Regions from separate parts of the Homo sapiens genome. Here region 2 is linked to region 1. A link is a loop called in an ENCODE intact Hi-C map of the cell type or tissue named here. Cell type or tissue: endothelial cell of umbilical vein. All regions are shown on one strand. Links, peaks and the distances in the headings refer to the core of each region. The heading gives the core; the rest is flanking DNA.

What was found. Peaks named below come from ENCODE experiments on the same cell type or tissue, not always from the same donor. Only the 100,000 strongest peaks of a DNase experiment are listed, where the experiment ranks them.
Region 2: a loop joins it to region 1, with 11 times the contacts of the local background. A loop is called at or near these places in 3 of 110 quality-filtered maps.

What each region holds. Positions count from the first base shown.
Region 1 is chr1:165,713,474-165,723,401 of GRCh38, forward strand. No RefSeq gene overlaps it. Among named protein-coding and RNA genes, the nearest start is that of ALDH9A1, 20 kb to the left of the region's middle. RefSeq lists a silencer at 1,545-1,745 and an enhancer at 4,636-4,685. In endothelial cell of umbilical vein, for the core only: a CTCF peak has its summit at 4,605 (motif pointing right); a DNase peak (open chromatin) is centred at 4,638.
Region 2 is chr1:165,866,018-165,875,945 of GRCh38, forward strand. The region is part of intron 1 of UCK2 (uridine-cytidine kinase 2); the gene reads left to right. Among named protein-coding and RNA genes, the nearest start is that of MIR3658, 37 kb to the right of the region's middle. In endothelial cell of umbilical vein, for the core only: a CTCF peak has its summit at 5,578 (motif pointing left); a DNase peak (open chromatin) is centred at 5,514; H3K27ac peaks cover 448 bases.

The DNA of each region.
Region 1 (9,928 bases), core at 1,399-9,398:
AGAGACTGAGAAAAAGTGAATTAGTGAGCTGTGGGGTAATATCTAGTGACTGAACATGTATGTAATTAGAGTCTCAAAAGATACAGCAATTGGGAGGTAGAAAGAAAAAATGCTGGAAGAAATAATGATCAAAAATTTTTCCACATTCGGCCAGGCATTGTGGCTGATGACTATAATTCCAGCACTTTGTGAGGCCGAGGCAAGAAGATCGCTTGAACCCAGGAGTTTGTTACCAGCCTGGGTAACATAGTGAGAACTCCTGTCTCTAAAAATAAAAACAAATTAAAAAATTTAAAATAAATTTTCCAAATTTGATTGAAACTACAAGCTTACTGGCCCAAGAAGTTCAATGAACTTCAAGCAAAAGAAATGTTAAGGAAATGACACTGGGCCGGGCACAGTGGCTCACGCCTGTAATCCCAGCACTTTGAGAAGCCAAGGCAGGCTGATCACCAGAGGTCAGGGGTTCGAGACCAGCCTGGCCAACATGTTGAAACCCCATCTCTACCAAAAAGACAAAAATTAGTCAAGTGTGGTGGCACGTGCTTGTAATCCCAGATACTACTCGGGAGCCTGAGACAGGAGAATCGCTTGAACCTGGGAGGCGGAGGTTGCAGTGAGCCAAAACTGTGCCACTGCACTCCAGCTTGGGTGACAGAGTGAGACTACATCTAAAAAAAAAAAAAAAAAAAAAAGAACACATCCTAATCAAAAGACCCAAAAGCTGTGCAAATAAAAAATTCTAAAGGAGGTGGTGAGGAATATGCCTTCTTCAAGGATTATTCAACTTTTGCAGCCTGATTTCTGCAAGTTTGGGAGCACAAGACTTGCTTTATTTTAACAAAAACTTTTTAGGCCAGGCTTCCTGAGGTTTCTCCAGCAATAGTTATGCTTCAAAGGCTTACAAGATGGCTGGGCGCCATGGCTCACGCCTGTAATCCCAGCACTTTGGAAGGCCGAGGTGGGTGGATCACAAGGTCAGGAGTTTGAGACCAGCCTGGCCAATATAGTGAAACCCCGTCTCCACTAAAAATACAAAAAGTAGCCGAGCCTGATGGCAGGCGCCTGTAATTCCAGCTACTTGGGAGGCTGAGACAGGAGAATTGCTTGAACCCAGGAGGCGGAGATTGCAGTGAGCTGAGACTGTGCCACTGCACTCCAGCCTGGGCAACAGAGTGAAATTCTGTCTCAAAAAAAAAAAGCTTACAAGACAGGCTGGGTGCGGTGGCTCACGCCTATAATCCCAGCACTTTGGGAGGCTGAGGTGGGTGGATCACCTGAGGTCAGGAGTTTGAGACCAGCCTGGCCAAAATGGCAAAACCCTGTCTCTACTAAAAATACGAAAAAATAGCCGGGTGTGGTGGCGGGCACCCGTAGTCCCAGTCACTTGGGAGGCTGAGGCTGGAGAATGGCTTGAACCTGGGAGGCGGACGTTGCAGTGAGCTGAGATAGCCCCACTGCACTCCAGCTTGGGTGACAGAGCAAGAATACATCTTAAAAAAACAAAAGCTTACAAGACATTTAATCTGTTTGCTTCTTCTATTCAGTACCATGTGCCAATAGCCACAGCCAGGATTCTTTTCTAGACAGAGTCCTTAAGCCTATTTTATCTCTTTTCTTCCCTACCCCAAACCCTCTTTTCTCAATTTAGTGTCAGTTGTCTTGAAACTATCTGAAACAATTGGGCAAGATTGAAAGAAGATCTTTGTCTGACTGAAATGTCTCAATGACAGTCCTCTGAGCTACAAGTCTTGTCTCGGCTATTACGGTATTGAAGCAGTTGGCTTTTAGAAATCTTTAAGTCCTCAAGCTTCTGGACTCTATTCCCTTCTTTCACTTGCAAACCAGTAGATTCTAGTCTGAGCTCATCTCTTTTTTGAACATACCTAGCCAAAAACAGCCAGCAGCAGCCAACTCACAGTTACATTCTGGCTCATTCCATCTACCTTCCCTAGAAGTACCAGTACCATAAGAGTTGTGTCTGCCTGTCAAGTTATCACAGCAACAGTTTTACCAAATATTTTGCCATGGCATAGGAAGAGGCTCCGTCTTTCAGTCAGTGATATCAGTTCCTAACCTCCTGCTGTGCATCTACTAAGCCAATCCCTCTGTTTTAGGTGTTGGATTTCTAAATTAGGGTATGTTAAGCTAGTTTATTAAACAGATCCAAAATGTAATAGTTTACACCCAATATAAATTTTTTTGCAATTTACCTAACAGTCCAGAGGCATCTAAGTAAAATGTTCAAAATCTGTAGGAGCAGGGTTGGAGAAGAGGTGACTCAGCTCCACATGGTAACTGAAGGACTCAGGATGCCATCTTCAACACATGGTTTCCAAGGACACTCTCAGCATGAACCTCCCAGTCATCCAGAGAAGAAAACAGCAAGAAGTCTTCACTGGTAAGGCATGAAGTGGTTCACATCACTTCTTTTCCCATGCAAGTGGAGAGAACTTAGTTGAATGACCACAATGAACTGCAAGGGAAACTAACTATGAGAGTGAAGAATGGATTTGGCGAGACAGAGGTCCATCTCCATCATTAATACAAGCACTGTATCAGTCAGAGTTCTCCAGAGAAAAAGAAATAATAGGATAAAAAGACAGGGAGAGAGATTTTAAGGATCTGGCTCATGTGACTGTGGGGGCTGGCAAGTCTGAAATTAGTAGGGCAGGCTAGCAGGCTGGAGATTCAGGATAAGAGTTAAGTTGCAGTCTTGAGTTGAATTCCACAGGGCAGCAATTTGGAAACTAAGTTACGGTTTCTACATTGCAACCTTGAGAATTTCTTCTTCTTTAGGAGACCTCAGTCTTTGCTTGTGAGGCCTTCAGTTGATTGGATGAGGCCTATACATGTTATGGAATGTAATATGTGTTACTCAAAGTCTACTGATTGTTAAGTGTTTATCACATCTAAAAAATAACAGCACAGCAACATCTGGGCTGGTGTTTGACCAAATAACTAGGTCCCATAGCCTAGCCAAGTTGACACAAAGTTGACCATCACAGATAACCAAATATTGACAATGGTTACCTTTTGGAATCTGAAGTAAGGGAAGGTGCATGAGGACGGCATAGGGAAGAGAGGCACAGATTTTTGCTTTTCATTTTATACCTTCACAGATATTTGTATTTGTACCAAATGTGTATATTGCTTTTTTACAATTGTTATTTTTAATAAGAAAGACAGAACTTTGTGGATTGAACATGTGAGCCTGAAAAGAAAAAAGGCCCTTTTTTTTCTTTTTTCTTTTTTTTGTGACAGAGTCTCACTCTGTTGCTCAGGCTGGAGTGCAGTGGTGCAATCTCAGCTCACTGCAACCTCCGCCTCCTGGGTTCAAGCGATTCTCCTGTCTCAGCCTCCCAAGTAGCTGGGATTACAGGCGCACGCCACCACACCCAGCTGATTTTTATATTTTTAGTAGAGATAGGGTTTCGCCATGTTGGCCAGGCTAGTCTCAAACTCCTGACCTCAGGTGATCTACCCGCCTTGGCTTCTCAAAGTGCTGAGATTATAGGCATGAGCCACCGCACCCAGCCAAAAAAAGGCTTTTTGAAAAAGAGGATGAGGCAGTGGGTAGCTAGGAGCACATCGACCCTGCCTCTTGGTCCTCAGACAAGAGAAGAGAAACAGCAGCGTCTGCTCAAAAGGGTTGTGAATTATCATGGATTATCAGATATATTTGTGTAATTACATTGACATTTCCCTCATAAGAAAGTTAGGTTTTTAGTTCAAGTGGTAGGAGTATTCTATGATAAAATTGAGAATCTAGCAAAGTCTCAGCAAAGAACAGGGGCTGCAGAGGACACATTGAAAATTAAATACAGAGCAAAGGTGAGCCAGGATGGAGGAAGGCCTCGGCAGACTGGAGACATGCGATAAGAAAGACAATGGTCCCAGGAGAAGAGGGACAAGGGGGTCAAAAGGCATGCCAGAGAGACCCTCCCAGATCTACCTGCTCTCTTTCTCTCCTATTTTTAAGATTTCTCACCTTGTCGAGGGGGAAACAAAGCCTTTTATTGTTTTTTGTTGTTTTGTTTTTACATGGAAGTTTATTGAGAAGCTTGAGGAGTGGCAGGAGAGTCCAGGAATAAAAAAATGTAATAATACTTGCTGTGCATTTACCAGGTCTATGTCTTCATGTTCAACCACAGGGAGCCTCTCGTTGGCCCCATTAGAGGACCCATTCTTATTTATTTATTTTTGAGACAGGTTCTCATTCTGTCTACCAGGCTGGAGTGTAGTGGCGTGGTCTTGGCTCACTGCAGCCTCGACCTCCCTGGGCTCAGGTGATCCTCCCACCTCAGCCTCCTGAGTAGGTGGAACTATAGGCACCTACCACCATACCCGGCTAATTGTTGTATTTTTTTATAGAGACGGGGTTTCACCATATTGCCCAGGCTGGTCTCAAACTCCTGGGCTCAAGCAATCTGCCCACCTCAGCCTCCCAAAGTTCTAGGATTATAGGTGTGAGCTACCGCACTTAGCCCAGGGGACCCATTCTAAAGTTTCCTCAGTGTGTAATCTACTCTACCTGTCTCCCTTCCCCTAAACAGTGGATACAAAACACTTCATCTCCCTAAAAAGCAGGCAGGGCCAATTTTTGTCACTAGGTGGCATGCACATATAAGCAGTGAGTTGAGTTGCAGAAAAGATGAAGGAAAACTAGAAAAAGCAAACCCATTCAACAACAAAGAAGGAACTTCAAGAATGAGGTAAACATATTTAAATTGCCTTTTTGAAATCGTTATCACCAACTTGCTTTTTTTCGTGCCCCACAACTTCAGGCTGAGTACTTGGTAGTGATAGAAAGAACTATCCCTGAACCAGGTGGCAGCAAAAAGCAAAACATGGACTAAGAGAAGCCAACAAGCCAAAGGAACTAAGGGCTTAATCACCCTTTTGGGCAGCCCACTTCTATCTCGAATGGCCTCTCTAAATCATTGTGCATATTATTTAGTATTTTTATATTATCCAAAAGTCATTCCCCCCCACCCCACAGTTTTTTTTTTTCTTTTTGAGACAGAGTTTTGCTCTGTCACCCAGGCTGAAGTGCCAGGATCACCTTAAATTATCCAGTGGGATCACCTTAAATTATCCAGTGAACATGAAGCACAGCCAAGACTAGAGGAAAATGAAATGTGTTCATCCACAAGTCTAGTGCTTAATCAGCAAGATTTTACTTGATAAAGTTAAAGCTTTCAGACAAATGAAAATAATCTTAAGAAAAATAATCTAACTCCAATCTAGAGTCATTATAAATTAATGATTACAGGGGAAAAGAGAAAAACAAATTGTCAAATGATTTCTTAGTGTATATAGAAACAATATGAATCTAAATTTTTTGAACACTTCACTATTCAACTGCTTTTAGTAATGTTCCCTTATAATTTACAAAGGAACTTTACATATATTATTCTCATTTCATTTTTGTAACAATTTTATGAGTATGCAGGCCATTGCAGGAATTATTGTCCTCTTTTTTTAGACAAGGAAACTGACGCTTACAGTAGCTACCAGTTGTAAGATTTCTGAGCAGATTTCTACTCAACTCACCTTTGTGTCCACAATGCCCGTAGCACAGGGTCTTGCACAGAGGTCGTGCTTTAAATGTGCTTGGTAAATGGGTGAACGAATGTATGCAATTATAGCATGATACAAATGTCAGGTTCTTGCCCTTTCTGATCCTCCAGAAAGTATATCTGAGAAAAGAAGTCACACTCTTGGCTAATGTCTTTCTGGAAAATTGGTTGTTCTTGATTATTTTCACCGAGTTATTCATTGCTATAATATAGTCAAAATCTTAGATAAGTCCACCACATCTAATTTAAAGTGGTCTTTAGTGTTCCAAACTTGACTTCACTCAAATTTCCTTATTCTTCAAGTTCCAGAGAGAACTTTATTTATTTTTTTCCAATGGCTTGCTGCCTGATGCAACCCATTAGTCAGTGGTAAAATTAATGGATTATGACCACATTTTTCGAAGAATGAAATAAAATACCAAAGTGCATAAAAGAGGTATTGTTTCATGGGACTTCTATAACTGGGATGCAATAATAAAAATGTGTTTCTTACTGTGGGGTTGTGGTCAAAAAAGTTTGAAGACCACTGCACTAAAGTATTGCCCCAGTTTGATTAAAAATGTAAAATGTTCTCTAGAATGGAAAAATCTGTCACCAGATCAAGCTTTCAGACTTTTTCTACTTTCTTGATATGTATGACCTCTGTTTAAGATCCAATTGACTGTTCAGCAAATGGCTGAAATAGCTATAAACCCCAAAATCACTTTTGTATTAACAAAAATTATATTGGCTGGGCGCGGTGGCTAACGCCTGTAATCTCAGCACATTGGGAGGCCAAAGCAGGCGGATCACGAGGTCAGGAGATCAAGACCATCCTGGCTAACACGGTGAAACCCTGTCTCTACTAAAAATACAAAAAATTAGCCGGGTTTTGTGGCAGGCGCCTGTAGTCCCAGCTACTCAGGAGGCTGAGGCAGGAGAATGGCATGAACCTAGGAGGCGGAGCTTGCAGTGAGCCGAGATCGCGCCACTGCACTCCAGCCTGGGTGACAGAGCAAGACTCCGTCTCAAAAAAAAAAAAAAAAAAAGGAAAGAAAAAAAATTATATTGAAGGATTCCTGAGCAGCCAGATGAATTCTGGAGCCAAATATAAGTTTCTGGGTTTTAAAATGTGCTTAGCCTCCAACTGCAGAAGGCCATTTGAAACTTGAAATATCATCTCTTAGTAGGCTTAAGTAGACTTAGGTTTATCCTCTTCCTCACTCATCTGGTGATGGTGGAATAATTTTTAAATTTCTTCTAATATTCAAAAAGTCTTGTTAAAATATACTATTTAGACAATGAGAGTAATGTGGGAAAGCTTTGTAAAAAAATGGAATAGAGACAGTGATAATCATCTAAATGATACTCTGAAGACCCCAACTTGTCTTATGTAAAGACATTTTGAAGATCTTTTGCATGTAGGGTAACAGGTCCAGATGGGATTCAAGTTAAGCAGTTTTATATTGTAGCCCCAATGGAGACAGCCCTACTGGGTGCTGCAGTAGAAAGAGCGTGGACCCTGAAAACTAAGGATCTGGGTTCTTCCTGGTTCTGTTACTTACTCGTGTAGGATCTTGGATAAATCATGATTTGTCACCTGTAAAATGGAAATAATAAAAAGATACCCTATCTCCCTCATAGGATTCCTGTGTTTGAAAAACAAATGCCTTTAATATGCCAGGCATAGTATCAATTGCTTTACAGAATCCATCAAGAACACTATGAGGTAAAAACCTATTTATCTGATATGACTAGAACCAGTAATTTATAGGTTAATCTAAAAATTTAATTACAGTTATGAAAAAATACATATATACATACTTTAGACATGTTTAACTTAAAACATACAAATATATACTTGTTCACTTTTTATGTAGGGCCAAGGCCTTTTCCTTGAGTATGAGTCTACTGATTGCAATACCGTTTTTTTTTCTGCATAAACCAAACCCATCACCTCTGATTTCCAGTTTTGGTTTCTTTAAAGTGGAGCATGAATTAAAACACTAAGAAATAATGCTGAATCTTTCTAAATTTTTTGTTACTTTTTTAGTCTTTGTTATTTCACCAACAGCAATTATTTTTAGCAACTTTTTTTATTGTTATTCCAAGTCATTCAGTTTAATTTTCACAGAAGTAATCCTTCTTTTGTATTCATATTTCATAATTTAACATATTTAGTCCATGCATTTAATTACAATAACAAGTAAGATAAATTATGTTACACAATTGACTGGCAAGAGTTGTGCACAAGCATGGTTGAGAGCATTCAGCGTGATGTGGATGCTGGTCATCAAGCTTTTCACAGGGAACTGGGAGGATCCATCTGAAGACTCAGGTAAGTGGAAATCAGATAAGGGAGCTTTGACTGAGTTATTAACTCCATTTTCCAGACGAGGCTATTGAAGCTTAGAAAGTTAATTGTCCATTTTTAAATGAATGACTCATATAAGAAAGGCTCTAACAGAAATACAGGAAAGAGAAATCTAACTCAACCATGTAAAAGGTGATGCTAAGTAGGAAAAGTAAGAGAAGAAAAATCAGGCAAATAAGACAAAGAACATTCTAGGCCGAGAAAACAAAGGTAGTAAAGTCCAAAAAGAACATGAAAGGCTGAGCACTGTAGCTCATGCCTGTAATCCTAGCACTTTGGGAGGCTGAGGTGGGAGGATCACTTCAGCCCAGGAGTTCAAGACCAACCTGGGCAACATAGTGAGACCTCATCTCTAGCTTAATAAAAATAAAAAAGAACATGAAAAATGCAGAATTTGTTTAAGAAATCTGCTTAGCTAGAGGACAAGATATAGTGGGGTAGGTGGGCGTGGTGGCTTACACCTGTAATCCCAGAACTTTGGGAGGCTGAGGCAGGCAGATCATGAGGTCAGGAGATCGAGACCATCCTGGCCATCATGATGAAACCCCGTCTCTACTAAAAATACAAAAATTAGCTGCGCGTGGTGGTGGGCACCTGTAGTCTCAGCTACTCGGGAGGCTGAGGCAGGAGAATCACTTGAACCAAGGAGGCGGAGGTTGCAGTGAGCCGAAATCACGCCACTGTACTCCAGCCTGAGCGACAGAGCAAGACTCTGTCTCAAAAAAAAAAAAAAAAAAAAAAGATATGGTGGGATATAGAGATAAGAAAAGGCTGGAGATCCAGGTTGGGATGGTTTTGTGTGCTAACTAGTTTAAATTTACTTAAAAGCTACTGGGAGCCATTGAACAACTTTCCTTTGAGGAGCAACACAATCAGATTTATTATTATTTTTTTTTTATTTTTGAGATGGAGTTTCGCTCTTGTTGCCCAGGCTGGAGTGCAATGGCATGATTTCGGCTCACTGCAACCTCTGCTGCCCGGGTTCAGGTGATTCTCCTGCCTCAGCCTCTCTAGTAGCTGGGATCACAGGCATGTGCCACCACGCCGAGCTTATTTTTTGTATTTTTGGTAGAGATGGGGTTTCACTATGTTGGCCAGGCTTGTCTTGAACCCCTGACCTCCAGTGATCCACCTGCCTCAGCCTCCCAAAGTGCTGGGATTACAGGCGTGAGCCACTGTGCCCGGCTTCAGATTTATATTATATTTTACGAAGATCATTGCCAGGCCGGGCGCAGTGGCTCACGCCTGTAATCCCAGCAATTTGGAAGGCCGAGGCAGGTGGATCACCTGTGGTCAGGAGTTTGAGACCAGCCTGGCCAACATGGTGAAACCCTGTATGTACTAAAATACAAAAATTAGCCAGGCGTGGTGGTGCATGCCTGTAATCCCAGCTACTCGGGAGGCTGAGGCAGGAGAATCACTTGAACCTGGGAGGCGGAGGTTGCAGTGAGTCGAGATAATGCCACACTGCACTCCAGCCTGGGCGACAGGGTAAGACTCCATCTCAAAAAAAAAAAAAAAAAAAAAATCATCCCACAGCAAGATGGAGGGTGAACTGGAGTCAGGGAAACTAGAATAAAGGAAACTACCTGGTAGGCTATTGCAGAAAAATTAAGGGGACAGTGATAAGGATCTGAGTCAGTGTTGGTGACATCCCCACATGGTATTCTCTTCACAATAGGTCTCCTCCCTTTAGTCAACAAGTGTGAAGTGTTAAGGGGGCAATGTCACTGCAGAGAGTGTCCCTGCCAGCCCCACTATTAGGTAAAAATTAAATTGTTTCTGGTAAGAATTTTACCTGCCCATCTTTTCACACATTATGGGGCTTATGAGTGGGCTTAAACCCATAAGAGAAGTGTGATAATGGGTACCCATCTCTATGTAGCTTAAATATGCTTTTTTGTGCAAACCCCTCAAAACACTATATAAAGTAAAATTAAAGAGAAATCTCTAAAGTTGGAAACAAAATCAAACAAATGTAAATTGTATTCTG
Region 2 (9,928 bases), core at 660-8,659, 150 kb after region 1:
CTAGGTAGTACGGGGAATAGGGAGAGGAAGAAGGGGAGGAGCAGGGAGCAAAGGTACTTTCAGGGAGCAGTATTTTAAGTCTTCCTGGAAGAGGAAGTTAACTGGGAGACTGGAGTATAGGCTGTGCTCTTAGCATATATACCGGGAAGTAAACACCTCTTAGGAGGCTGGCTTGAAGTTGACAGTTAGTAATGCAAGCTATTGATTTTTTTTGAAAGTATTTGTTAAGAGTGAATTGGTTTCTATAACTGTGAAAATGGCTGTAGGACAACGTTTCCCCTGCCCAATTGTGGTTTCAGATGCTACTTTTCACCACTTTGAACCTGGAGGACATCTTGGTTTTAGAGACTCTACCTGAAAAATGTAACTTAGGTTCATTGTACTTTTATTGAGGGCTTGGCACTGGAATAAGTGTTCACAGATTGATAACATAAGATCCCTGCCCTTGATATATTCAGTTTAGTGGCAGTGAGAGGAATAATAATATAAATAGATAATTTTATTATTCTGGCAAAATATACATAACGTAAAATTTATTTTCAAGTTTACAGTTCTGTGACATGCTCATGTTGTTATACAACCGTCACCACCATTTATTTCCCAAGCTGTTTCATCTTCTCTAACTTAAACTCTGTATCTGTTAAATAATAATTCTTCCTCATCCCCAGGCCCTGGCAACCACCATTCTACTTTCTGACTCAGAATTGGACTATTCTAGGTACTTTAGTTAAGTGGAATCACACAGCATTTGCCTTTTTGTGATTGGCTGATTTTACTTAATATAATTCCTCAAGACTCATCGTACTGTATTGTATGTCAGAATTGTCTTTTTAAGGCTACGTATCATTGTATGTATATATCAATTTATTCATCAATAGGCACTGGGTTACTTTCACCTTTTGACTGTTGTGAATAATGCTGTTATGAACATGAGTGTACAAATATACACATACCTCGGAGATATTGTGGTTTCAGTTGCAGACCACGGCAATAAAGTGAATATCATAGTAAAGTGTCACACAATTTTTTGTTTCTTTTCCAGTGCACGTAAAAGTTATGTTTACACTATACTATAGTCAATTGAATATGCAGTAGCATTATGTCTAAAAAAATTGCAGAGACCTTAATTTTAAAATGCTTTATTACTAAAAATCGTAGATACCTTAAGTTTAAAATGCTTTATTGCTAATGGTCATCTGAGCCTTCAGCAAGTTGTAATCTTTTTGCTGGTGGAGTGTCTTGCCTCGATAGTGATGCCGGAAGGCTAGGGTGGCTATTGCAATTTCTTAAAGTCAACAATGAAGTTTGCCACGTTGATTGACTCTTTCCTTCATGAAAGATTTCTCTGTTTTATGTGATGCTGTTTGATGGCATTTTGCCCATAGTCAAACTTCTTTCAAAGTGGGAGTCAATTTTACCTTTCGACCCAGCAATCAAAAAATAAAAAATTTAAAAAAAATTAAAGTCAGTCCTCTTAAACCTTGCCACTGCTTTATCAACTAAGCTTATGGAATATTCTAAATCCTTTGTTAGCATTTCAACAATGCCCACAGCATTTTCAGCATTAGATTCCATCTCAAGAAACTACTTTCGTAAGAAGAAACTTGTTCATCATAAGAAACTCCTTATTTGTTCACATTTTATTATGAGATTGCAACAATTCAGTCACATCTTCAGGTTCCACTTCTAATTCTAGTTCTCTTGCTGTTTCCACTACATCTGCAGTGACTTACTCCACTGAAGTCTTGAACCCCTCAACATCATGCATGAGGCTTGGAATCTACTTCTTCCAAACTCTTGTTAATGTTGATATTTTCACCTCCTCCAATGAATCACAAATGTTGTTAATGGCATCTAGAATGGTGAATCCTTTCTAGAAGGTTTTCAGTTTACTTTGCCCGGATCCACCAGAAGCATCACTATGGCAGCTGTAGCCTTACGAAATGTATTTCTTAAATAATAACTTGAAAGTCAAAATCACTCTGATCCATGGGCTGCAGAAGGGATGTTGTGTAGGCAGGCATGAGAATAACATTAATCTCCTTGTACATCTCCATCAGAGCTCTTGGGTGACTAGGTGCATTGCTGATGAGCAGTAATATTTTGAAAGGAATCTTTTTTTATGAGCAATAGGTCTCAACAGTGGGATTCAAATATTCAGTAAATCATGCTGTAATGAGATATGCTGCCATACTGGCTTTGTTGTTCCATTTACAGAGCACAGGCAGAGTAGATGGAGCATACAAGGGCCTTAGGATTTTTGGAATGGTAAATGAGCATTGACTTCAATTTAAAGTCACCAGTTGCATTAGCCTCTAACAAGAGAGTCATCCTGTCCTTTGAAGCTTTGAAGTCAGGCATTGACTTCTCTAGCTGCGAAAGTCTTAGATGGCATACTATTTTAATAGAAGGCTGTTTTTTCTACATTGAAAAAATCTTTAGTGTAGCTACCTTCATCAGTTATTTTAGCTAGATCTTCTGGATAACTTGCTACAGCTTCTACATCAGCACTTGCCGCTTCATCTAGCACAATATGTTAGGGATATGGTTTCTTAACTTAAGCCTCATGATCCAGCCTCTGTTAGCTTCAAACTTTTCTTGTGTGGCTTCCTCATCTTTCTCAGCCTTCATAGGATTGAAGAGAGTTAGGGCCTTGCTCTGGATTAGGCTTTGGTTCAAGGGAATGTTATGGCTGGTTTGATATTCTATCCAGACCAAACTTTCTTCGTATCAGTAATAAGGCTGTTTTGCTTTCTTATCATTCATGTGTTCACTGGAGTGGTACTTTTAATTGCCGTCATGAACTTTTCCTTTGCATTCACATCTTGGCTGACTCCTTGGCATAAGAGGCCTAGCTTTTGACCTGTCTTGGCTTTCGACATGCCTTCCTCACTAAGCTTAATTATTTCTATCCATTGATCTACAGTTAGAGACATGTGACTCTTTTACTTGAACACTTAGAGGCCATTGTAGGGTATTAATTGGCCTAACTTCAATATTGTTCTGTCGCAGGAAATCATAGGGAGGCCCAAGAAGAGGGAGAGAGACAGTGGAATGCCCCAGTCAGTGGAACAGTCAGAACATGTACATTAATGGATTCAATTTGCCATTTTATATGGGCGTGGTTGGTGGCACCCCGAAATAATTACAATAGTAATGTCAAAGATCACTGATCACAGATCACCATAACATATAATAAAATAATGAAAATGTTTGAGATATTGTGAGAATTACCAACATGTGACACAGAGATACAAAGTGAACACATGCTATTGGAAAAATGGTATTAACAAGACTTGCTTCACACAGTGTTGCCACAAACCTTCAATTTGTAAAAAAAACGTAGTATCTGTGAAGCACAATAAAATGAAGTATGCCTGTATCTACTTGAGTTTCAACTTTAAGTTCTTTTGGGTACATCCCCACAAATGGTATTGCTGGGTCATACGGTAATTCTATATTTAGTTTTTTGAGGAGTTCCTATACTGTTTTCTACAGTGGCTATACAAGTTCACATTCCTGCCAGCAGTGCACAAGAATTCCTTTTCCTCGCATGCTTGCTAACATTTGTTCTTTCTAGTTTCTTTCTTAAAAAAAAAATTGCCATCCTAATGGGTATGAAAGAGAATCTCATCATGGGCCTTTTTTTTTTTTTTTTTTTTTTTAAAGAGATGGGGGTCTTGCTCTGTCACTCACGCTGGAGTGCAGTGTGTCGTGATCATAGCTCACTGCAGGCTCAAGCGATCCTCTGCTTCAGCCTTCCAAAGTGCTGGGATTATAGGCGTGAGCCACCACCAGCTAATTTTTAAAAACTTTTTTGTGGACGTCTTGCAGTGTTGCCCAGGCTATTCTTGAGCTCTCAGCCTCAAGCAATCTTCCCAAAGCACAGGAATTATATTAATTATATTAATAGGTTGAGCCACTGTGCCTGGCAAAAGTTTTAAATTTTGATGAAGTCCATCTTACTTATTTTTTTCTTTTGTTGCCTGTGCTTTCAGTATTACATGTAAGAAATCATTGCCAAATCCAATGTCAAAGTGCTTTATTTTTATATTTTCTCCTAAGACTTACAGTTTTAGCCCTTAAGTTTAGGTATTTGATCTGTTTTGAGGTGGTGGTTTCTTTTGTTGTTGTTGTTTGTTTCTTTTTTTGTATGGTGTAAAGTAAGGAAAGGTCTAACTTCATTTTTTTTTTTTTTTTTTTGCATATGAATGTCCAGTTTTCCCAATACCATTAGCTGGACGATAATTTTAATATGTGAATGAAGATACTTTTGCTCACAGGAGTTTTTGAGCCTCAGTGTCTGGCTACAGGGTTCTCATTTGAATGTCCAGTTTTCCCAGTACCATTTGCTGGATGACAATTTTAATATGTGAATGAAGATACTTCTGCTCACAGGAGTTTTTGAGCCTCAGTGTCTGGCTACAGGGTTCTCATTTGAATGTCCAGTTTTCCCAGTACCATTTGCTGGATGACAATTTTAATATGTGAATGAAGATACTTCTGCTCACAGGAGTTTTTGAGCCTCAGTGTCTGGCTACAGGGTTCTGCTTTAATATGTAGGAGGAAGAGATTCAAGCCTCTTGCTCCATTATGGGTAGACAGCACACTACAGGGAGCTTCCCTGAGGGAACTTTCTGTGTACTGTTTCCTAGAAATCTGTAGGAACCATTTCAAGTGACGTGGAAGGAGGTTATCAAGGTAGGATTAGAAACATGTATTTATTATGCTGCTTACTATCCAGTCTTCAGTTATATATGTGTTATTATTTTACAGAAGGCTTCATTGGACAAAAATTCCTTGTTAGTCTTTTTTTTCGAGAAGGAGTTTTGCTCTGTTGCCCCGGCTGGGGTGCAGTGGCACGATCTTGGCTCATTGCAACCTCCGCCGTCCAGGTTCAAGCCATTCTCCTGCCTCAGCCTCCCAAGTAGCTGGGATTACAGGCATGTGCCACCATGCTTGGCTAATTTTTGTATTTTTAGTAGAGGAGTTTCACCATGTTGGCCAGGCTGGTCTTGACCTCCTGACCTCAAGTGATCTGCCAGCGTTGCCCCTCCCAAAGTGCTGGGATTACAGGGGTGAGCCACCTCGCCTGGCCCCTGTTAGTGTTTAGTATGGTTTCTTTTTGTGTAGGGGGAGTGAATTTTTTGTGTGTGCGTGTGCGTTTGCTTATTGTACCCATTTCTCATGGTATGGAAAAAAACAGGATTTCATACTCTTAACAGGATACCCTGCACAAGGTGGGAAAATATACCTCGTGTTTTAAAGAAAAATAGTTTAACAAATGGCTTTCATCTGGGTTGTACTCCAGACTTGCTGCTGCTTCATGCTTTTCCAATTGTGCCACAGGCCTGATCCCTTAGCATGTGTGCAGCTGTGGGCTAGAGGGTTGAAAGCAGGTCCTGTGTCTCTTTCCTGGTGAACTCCACAGGGACACAGCTGCAGGTCTTTTGTAACGCTCTGTATATGCACAGGAAGTCCCTTACAACCCACTCTGTTAGATCTCATTTCCTCTTCGGTTATTTGCCCTCTGTGGTCTCTGGGTGTCAGCCTGGCCTGCCTTTTCAGGGTTCAAGGAGCTGCTGGATTGGTGCCCTCTTGTGGTCTGCCTTTGATGTGGTTGGGATCTTGGGAGCTGAAGGCAAAGAAAGGACAAGTGAGCTACCGAGGAGTAAGGAAGACATGAAGTTGAGAAGATAACAGAGGGAAGTTAAAAAAAAAAATCTTTGGTTGAGGAAATTGTTTCTGAATATAACATGATAAAATCAGTTTAGGTTAATCAGTTTAACTGCATCAATAAAGAATTTCTTTGCAAAACACTACTTAAAAAGACAGTTAACTAGAAAGAATTTGTGAGGCAAATGAGAAATGGCCAGTTTCCTTAATATATAAAGAGCTTTTATAAATCAATAAGAAATAAAAGACCAATAAATCAACAGAGAAGTGAGGACAGGATATCAACAAACCAGTTCCAGAAGAACAGAAGCCTTTTAGGCATATACATAGTCTTTTTTTTTTTTCTCTTTTTGCCGGCTGCTCTAGCCAGTTTACTTATTTTTTATTTTTATTTCTTTGAGACAGGGTCTTGCTCTTGTCACACAGGCTGGAGTACAGTGGTGCAATCTCAGCTCACTGCAAACACCACCTTCCAGGTTCAAGCGATTCTCCTGCCTCAGCCTCCGAAGTAGCTGGGATCATAGGTGTGTGCCACTATGCCCAGCTAATTTTTGTATTTTTAGTAGAGACGGGGTTTTGCCATGTTGGCCAGGCTGGTCTTGAACTCCTGATGTCAAGTGATCTGCCCGCCTTGGCCTCTCAAAGTGCTGGGATTACAGGTGTGAGCCACCATGCCTGGCCGTCTTTTAGGCATATAAAAGATGTTTACCCTCACTTAAAATAGGACAGCAAATTAAACAGACCAAAGGTTAAATATCATTAAGAGTGAGGGGGAAATAGTACATTATATATAAATTGTTGATGGTGGGGGCTAGCTGGGCATATATATGGAAATTTTAAAAAATGCAGATTCTTTGCCCTAGCAAATCCACTACTGGAAATCTATTCTACAAATATATATGTATATCCATACATTAAGTTCATTTTAGAAAAAGTTGAGACATAATTTATGTCTGTCAATGGAGGACTAGCTGCAGTTCCTTCATATAGTGGAATACCTTGAAGCCCTTAAAAAGGAGGCAGTCTTAAAAGTATTGACAGTATAATCTTTGAGATATATAAGTGAACGAAGGTGCAGACAGCGTGTATTAGTGTCTGTGTTTGAAAAAAATCATTCACACATGGTTTTATATGTAGGGACTGCCTCTGAAGGGATGTACACGAAACTGAAAACAGTAGCTGCCAGAGAAGTGATCAGCAATCCGGCTGGGAGATAGAGTAGGAAGGAGACAGGCTTTGTGCCTTATACTATTTTGTACCCTGTGAATTTTGCATCACGTTGGAGATGCAAAAAGCAACTACCTTGAAAAGGGCAGTCGAGATCAAGTGGAGTAAGATATTTATTCAGCGCAATGTTAATTATAAAAAGTAAAGTAAGTAGAAAGACCAGGGTAGGAACTACCGAAAAACAAACCAACGAACAGAAAAGAAAACCAAAAAAACCCCCAGAATTTCATGTCTGGTTTTAGGTTGCCACAATTTAATAATGAAGAAGGGACAGATTATAGAATTCTGAGATAGAGAATAGCGAGATACAATAAAATGTAGTTATCTTAAAAGAAGTCAGTATGCAATTGATTGAATAGACTTCACCCCTCACTGGAGGAATATCTTGCCCACATAGGGAGGGAAGAAACTGATGGCCACCGTCTTGGACACAAGCTACCATGCATGCATATAAACACGGAAAAATGCTTGCCAAAATGGTAGCTACATTTATTTCTAGCAGTAGGACTTAGCCAATCATTTCTGTCTTTGTTTTACCTACTTGTACTTTTTAGAAAAAGATTATTACGTTCATTTTTTAATAATGAGAAAAAGTGAAGCTTCCCATTTCTGTGTGATTCTTTATATCTTCCTGACCTTCTCTTTTTTCACTTCTTGCAGTGTGAAAACCCTTTCTCCCGTTGGGCTGTCGTAGTTCATCATCAGTAAAACCTCCATATTCTCAACCCTTTCTTTTGAGTGTCCTTTACCTTTTCTGTCAAAAACTTGCTCTTTCCTGATTTCCCTGTTTTTCCTGCCAAGCCTCAGGAGAAGCTTTTCCCACATGCTGCTTATCTTTGGGCCTTAGTGCCGAGACGTGGGGGGTGGTGCTTCCTTCTTACTTCCTATTTCTTTCAAACCATTCTCCCTCCCTCCCTCCTGCCTAAAACACCAGCTTTGGATCTCACATCACCAGAGCCACTCACTACTCCTGAGCTATTTCTCTGTGATTTTATCTCCTACCTTATTGTCTCTTTCTTTCCAGTATCACTGCTTCCTTTAGTTCTTGGCAATTTCAGTGTAAACATAGGTAATGACTTTAGCCATTGTCTCCCTCTACCTTAGACCTTATCATTACCAGTAATTGCAGTCCTCCATAACCTTAATTTCATGCATCCCATCCTCTGAGGACAACCTTCTATTTTATGAATTTACTTCTCTACTACTTTTATTTTAAAAACAAAAGAGACAGGGGTAGATGGGAACTTGATGCTGCCCTCATAAGCACTGATTCTCTGGGCTCCACAATCACCTGGGCCATTTCCTGGGCCACCCAGCCTGCTTCTTGAGGGAATGCTTTGTGATTTGATTGTTTATAGATGTTATGCTAGACCCCTGTTGACTCCAATAGGGATGACACCATGTTTGAGAGACTGAAGAAAAGACCCGGAGGTATCAAATGAGACATAGGGTTTATTTGGGGGACTCACGTACAGAGCCGTCCAGTGGCAGCGGGCTTGGCAGGAAGCATGCTGCTACCTTTTGTAAAAAACATGTAGCTCATATAGCATTTTCATTTAGCATCCTCCCCCTGGCAGCCTCCCAAAACAAAGGTCTCCATCCCCTGCGTTAAAAGGGATAGGGCAGGGATTTGGATGTCTTTAATAGACAAAGACTGAATCTCCAGGTTGGCCACTCTCAGATTTCTTAGCCTGGAACTCCAAACCAACACTCTTCTCATTCTTAGGATATGCTTCAGTTATGGCTATCAGGTGCCTCTGCCATAAAACAGGAAGATTTTTTTTTTAACGTAAGAATTCCTTTTCTTCCATCTATAGGTTGTTAAAATGGAAGATTTGTTTTACCGAGGACATGAAAGGCATTGCAGTTGCTTGGGCATTCTAGAAGAGGGTGCTGTCCTTTGCCCTGGTGTTTTCTTAGGTGGCTGTGGCAGGAACACTAACTCTTAAGGAAATGGATGCTTTTTCTTTCCTGGTACATAATGTATGAACACTAGTGTGTTGTTTTCATTGTGTAGTGTGGTTTAATAGTATGATAATGTAGTTTTGTGCCGTTTTATAGACGTGAAGAAAATAAAACTAATGGGCATGAATTGATGAAGTTTTCAACTGAGTTACCAAAAAAAAAAAAAAAAAGCTTCCTAATGGACTTTCCTGGAAAGATTTGTCTAAATGAAAATTTGGTGGATCTTAAAGAAGAGAATAATTTTTATTGAACATATAGTTTGTGCTAGCCACTATCTTAGGCATGTAGCTTATTAACACTTATGGCCCATTTGTGGAACAGGTATGGTTACCTGCAGTTTAAAACAAGGATGCCAGTGTTCTAAGAGGTTGAGTTGCCCGAGATATCACTGGTATGTTAGAGTCAGGAATCAAGCCAGGTCCTGTGTGCCCTGCCCAGCCTGACTTTAAAGGACTATGTAGGGAAACTCTCTGAAACCACATTTTTCCTTTACTCTCACACCACAACAGTTAACACGGAAGACTTCTGTGACCGATTGTGGTGAGAGAGGGGGGATTTCCTCACACAGCAAGGCACAGACACCAGTTGAGTGTCCTCCAATTTACTTGCTACACTATTTACCTGGAGATAGTGTCAAATCCCACAGGTTGGAAACTCAAGTCTCTAAAACTGCCCCTGCCCCCTGCAGACATGCAAACCTGAGCCTCTGGAACTTCTGATTGATTGACTTCAAGTCGAGGTTCCCATAACCCCCTCTTAGGGTTTGATTAATTTGCTGGAGTGGCTCACAGAACTCAGGGAAACACTTATGTTTACTGGTTTATTATAAAGGATATTTTGCAAAGGACACAGATGAAGAGACGCACAGGGCAAGGCATGGGGAAAGAGGTGCGGAGTTTCCAACCCCTCCCTTGTGTGCCACCCTCCAGGAACCTCCAGGTGTTCAGCTATCCGGAAACTCCCTGTACCCAGCTTTCTTGGGTTTTTTGGAAACGTTCCTTCCTACAGTGCTTAGCCCTCTCAGGGGAGGGTTTGAGACCCACAATCTGAAAGGTGGGGA